Regions from separate parts of the Mus musculus genome. Here region 2 is linked to region 1. A link is a loop called in an ENCODE intact Hi-C map of the cell type or tissue named here. Cell type or tissue: heart. All regions are shown on one strand.

What was found. Hi-C counts contacts between places; a loop is a spot of excess contacts. Peaks named below come from ENCODE experiments on the same cell type or tissue, not always from the same donor. Only the 100,000 strongest peaks of a DNase experiment are listed, where the experiment ranks them.
Region 2: it touches region 1 in a loop (2.3-fold over the local background); 3 of 42 quality-filtered maps call a loop at or near these places.

What each region holds. Positions count from the first base shown.
Region 1 is chr13:44,951,654-44,954,153 of GRCm38, reverse strand. Dtnbp1 (dystrobrevin binding protein 1) reads left to right here. Exons shown (of 10, transcript NM_025772.4): 7 at 960-982. Among named protein-coding and RNA genes, the nearest start is that of Dtnbp1, 49 kb to the left of the region's middle. In heart, a CTCF peak has its summit at 1,221 (motif pointing right); a DNase peak (open chromatin) is centred at 1,303; H3K27ac peaks cover 813 bases.
Region 2 is chr13:44,757,691-44,760,190 of GRCm38, reverse strand. The region is part of intron 1 of Jarid2 (jumonji, AT rich interactive domain 2); the gene reads right to left. Among named protein-coding and RNA genes, the nearest start is that of Jarid2, 28 kb to the right of the region's middle. In heart, a CTCF peak has its summit at 1,263 (motif pointing left); no DNase peak of the experiment used is centred here.

The DNA of each region.
Region 1 (2,500 bases):
GCTTCTTTGTGTACCTTGTTGCACAGATACTTTGTTGCGTTTGATAGCGGTGTGAGCCAGGCAGCCCTCTGTACAGGCTTCCCCTATCAGCAGGGCACAACCCTGGTGTGCTTCTGGTGCTAGGTTGTCCTCAAGGGCCAGTGAGCAGCATCGTAGTCAGCTTGCTGTGCTGACCTGAGTTCTAAACGAGCCTACAGTTTTAGTAAGACGTAAAGTGTAAATGACAGATAGTCTTGTATTCCAGGAGCGCTAGTCTTTACTAAAGAAACTTACCTCCTCAAATGTTCTCATTAATACTGATACAGGGAAAGCCATAACATACAAAATTATAAGAGGAAACTGGAATGTAACCTGCTGTGACCTCTTTGTCTATCACAGAGGGTTGGTTTTATGGAGCATTCTCTGTTTCTTCACTGTGTATTGCCTGAGGAATGTAAGGGTGCATGTTAGCATCCTTAATTGACATTGACATTCAGCAAACCAGAAGAGGCCTAGAGATATGTGGCTCTTCAGGGGCAGGGTGATCTGTGAATGTCAGCCTTTCATATCGTTTTCTCACTTTTCCTCTTTGCTACTGAGTGGAGAAATAACTACTGCTATTCTGGTAAATTTTAGTTGAAGACCTTAAAAATCTATTGTTCAATATTTATCAAGATTATAATAAGTGCTTTTCTAAATTTTTTTCTGTATGAGATGGACCATATATAGCATGAAAATGTTCTCTGTATTCTTACATTTGTTTTTGTAACTTAAATTTTAGTAGAGTTTTTGAGCCATTAGGAGATAAGAGCAGAAATGAAAACCATTACTTTAGTCTAATTGTGTTGATATTTTCAGTGATGCATAGTCAATACATGAACATCTAAAGCTATTCTGGGTATTTTAAGCACATAAACTGTGCAAGAGCAATTTTCAGTGGGGAGGAATTATTTTAAATTTGCTTTTCTCTTTTCTTATAGGAAGGAGCTTGAAGCCTTCAAAGGTAATTCTCTGTTTAATTCTTCACTTCCAAGTAGTTGAGGATTAATTGATGTCAGATGTTGTATCTTGGTGATAAGGAAATAACTCCTTCCTTCCTATAAACGGGGTAGTTTATATTAAAAAGCAGAGTTGGCATAGTACTGTTTGCCTAAGTTTTAGTTACTCACAGTAAGTTTGAAGTTCTGGTTTAACTGTAGCACAGGTGCTGTGTGAAAGTTTGTGCTAATAACTCCTGGAAGAAATGTTCAGCAGGTGGAGCTGTAGGGTTTCAGAAACTGGTTTGTGCTGTACACGGCCTGTCTGGGTCACAGAAGAGGAGACGGGGAGGGAGCGCAGAGTATCTACAGCCTCATGCACTGCCAAGAGGTTTGCTTTATCAGAGCTGGGTTCTGTTCCTAGACTGTTTGTGACTTTGATGAGTCTTTTGACTTTGGCTTTGTTTCTCCATCTGTAAAAATAGAGATTTTGATGAAACACGTTCTGAGATTATCTTAGAGGAGCTTTTTAAGGGGGACACAGCGAACAGTTCTCAGCATGTTCTCCTTACTTGGTCGTGTTAGTTCCTGTTTTGTTGCTGTGGCTCAGGCACTGTACAGGAGGAAGGGTTTATTTGGTCCTTTCCAGAGGGAGAGTTCATAATGGCGGGGGAGGCCTGGAACAGGGGGATCTGGAACACAAAGCCGAGAGGGCCCACCCTTAACCACAGGCATGAAGCAGAAGAGAGCTGAACATGGGTTGATGATCGATAGGAACTGTTGAGGCCTGCCCTTAGTGATCTGTTCCCTTCAGCAGAGCAGTATCTTCTCAAACCCTGACAAGCATTGCCACCAGTGGACCCCGAGTGTTCGGCTGCCTGGCTATGGAGGAAATTTCTCATTGAAACCACCACACTGGTCATAGGGCGCCTCTAGGAAAGCAACACACAGGCTTGCAAGCAGCCAGTGTCCTTCCAGTACGCCTGCCAGGCGCTCGTTACTAATTCCAGAGACTCTTGACAAGAAAAAGAAGAAGAGAGTTATCGCTGACTCTCCTGTGGTCTGCAGCATGCTGGTTACAACTCCTGTGCGCTCGCTCACACTGACCTACTGTGTGCCTGAAGGCTCTCCAGCATGTTGTTTATGCTCGTATTACCTGTGTGCCTCACTTGTTAGGACAAAGGTCCTAAAGGCTATTCCTACTATGGCTGTACCGAACAGACCCTGTGTTGTCAACATTTCTATTTTACCCACTGTGGTGGCTAAGCTCATGGCCAGTTGTTGAAGATGCTGCTCTGTGACCACGTGATGGCATGTATTGTCACACTCTCATGGCTTTTACGTAATTGTGGTCCCCTATGCATGGGTGTTGCTTTTCACTAGTAGTTTGAATGAAATAAGATTTGAAATCCTCATCAAATGCCTCTTTGCTTCTTGCTTGTTTTGATTGAGCAGTTTAGTATTTCTTATATAATAAAGAGATGAAAAAAGCCCCGTCAAGCTAACAATAAAAGACAAGCAGGCACATGTTATATAATAAAGTG
Region 2 (2,500 bases), 190 kb after region 1:
TATTCACTATTTAATAAGAACATCAACTGCAAGTCCTTGAACTTAAGATTATATACCTTTCTACTGAGATATTCATATAATTCAAATCTATTACTGTAGAATCCAGGTCACTGGAGAGGCAAAAACTGCGGTAGAAAGTGATAAAATGGGACTTTAATTAAAATACGAACAGTCCAAGTCCAGCTAATTCAAAAGCATGACTCCAGCACCCACCTAGTCAGCAGGGAAACAACAGCTGCTTCCAATTATTACAGCGGATTTTAAATTAACAAGTATCAGTGTCTAATGAAGAAGCTGTGCAGGTAAATTTCCCACCAACAGCTCTATGTTCAGAACTGAAAGAGCTCAGTCAGTAAAAAGTTCTTGCTTTGAAAGTGTGAGGATCTGAGTTCAGACCCCCAGTGCCCACACAGATTGGACAGTCTAGGGTGCTGTAACTAAGATGCTGGGGAGAAATTGGGGCAAAGTACTCCAACTGGCTAGCAAGCCAATCTTGTTAACCAATGAGCTCTATCTAAGCTCAATGAGATCATAATCTCTAAAAATAAAACTGATGGCTAGAGACACTCGACCAATGTTGATCTCTGGCTTGCACAAATATAATACCACCCCCCCAACACACAAACACACACATCTGGAGGGGAGCACAAACAAGAGTGATACTTCCTTTTGGGTAAGGTTTTCTTCTCTTCACCTGTCACCCCAAGCGCCAGTTTCCCTACTGTCCCAAGTCCTGGGGTGGTCCAAACTCCTAGCAGGCACCAAGCAAACATTCTGTGTTCTTCTGGTCTATTAACCAAAGTCAGACAAGTAACCCAGAAAACCCATTTTTTATTCTATCACATAAGACACTACTAGAAAGGTTCATGCAATCCAATACTAGCAACTTGTAACCTAATGCCAGTTCCCAGAGACCACTATTTCAAAATTTTAAATATTTATATATTTTAATAAAAATTTCAATATTTTAGGGTGGAGGATTCTCCCTGACTCCCACAGGACAACAAGTTTCTAACTAACTGCAGGTGGAGCTTTTTAAGGGTCTCAATGCTGAGATCTCAGAATGCAATCAGTTTTGGGGAAAGGCAGAGTGGAAACCTCTCCCTAGGTCCACCCAAACCCGAGTGCCAGGGATCATCTAGCACCTTACCTCTGTGGTTAAGAATACTTACTTGCCTCTCCTACTCTTCTACTCCCAGCCACCCAAAGAGCAGATTCCCAGCTGTCAGTAAGTGTGTCTAGTTCCTGAGCATCTGATGCCCTCTTCTGGCCTCAGCAAGCACAAGCCAGAGGTACATCAGCAGAGGCAGGTAGATCTCTCTCTGTCAACTCCAAGCCATCCCTGCCCACAAATCAGATTATGTTAGAGAGAGAGAGAGAGAGAGAGAGAGAGAGAGAGAGAGAGAGAGAGAGAGAGAGAGAGAAAGAGATGCATGTTATATCAATGAGAATATGCGCATAGGTGTGTGTGGTGCTTGGAACAATAATTTATTTTTTGAGCATATTATCAAAGTAAAAACCACATCTTTAAGGACTCAAAGCCCAGGCCCTGACTAATTTACCCAAGTTCTAAAAAAAAAACACCCTTCAGGAAATGTACCCTGATAAAAGTTTGGGGTTTTGTTTCTCTAGGATTTGGGGGCAGGGACAGTCTCATTATGGGTTCCTTTCTGGCCAATATAAATCAAAGTAGCATCAAACTTTCTAGGTGGGACCCACCTGCTTCTCTGCACCTGGTTTAAACACAAACATTATGAACATAACAGCCCATGTTCTAATTCCAGCTCATGGAAGTAGAGACAGGTGTTCAAAACCATCTTCAGATATTCGGCAAAGTTTGAGAGTAAAGATTGCAAAATTGTGGGACTGAAAAGCTCCTCAGTGGTTAAAAGTACTCGCTGGTGAGATGGCTCAATGGTTAAGAGCACTAACTGCTCTTCCAGACGTCCTGAGTTCAAATCCCAGCAACCACACATGGCTCACAACCACCTATAATAAGAAATAAGAAACCTTTGGGCTGGAGCGGGAGGGGGGGTTGGGGGGCGCAGAGCGAGCAGGGTGAAGCAAGAGCCACATAGTGGCTCACAACCATCTGTACCTCCATTTCTGGGGTATCTAACACCCTCTTTTTTGGCCTCTTAGGGCACCAGGCCTGTGATGCACAGACTTTCATTCATACAGGCAAAACACTCAAACACATGAAAGAAACAGAAATTTTAAAAGACAATCTTAAGCACTTGGCAGAAGTTTTATAAAACTTTAAAAAAAAAAAAAAAAGAAAGAAAAAAAAAAAAACCCAAGGTATGAGGTGACCAAAACACTGTAATGTTTCCAAGCCAATGGAATCCTCGTACAGACACATTAAGAAACTACCACAGGGCGACAAACACCTTTCCTTAGCCTTGTTTCCACAACTGTAATGTAAGGGAAATAGGTAAGTCAGAGATAATGGTAAGCCATGAATAGTTAGTGGTAAAATTTAACTTTTAATGTATTTACA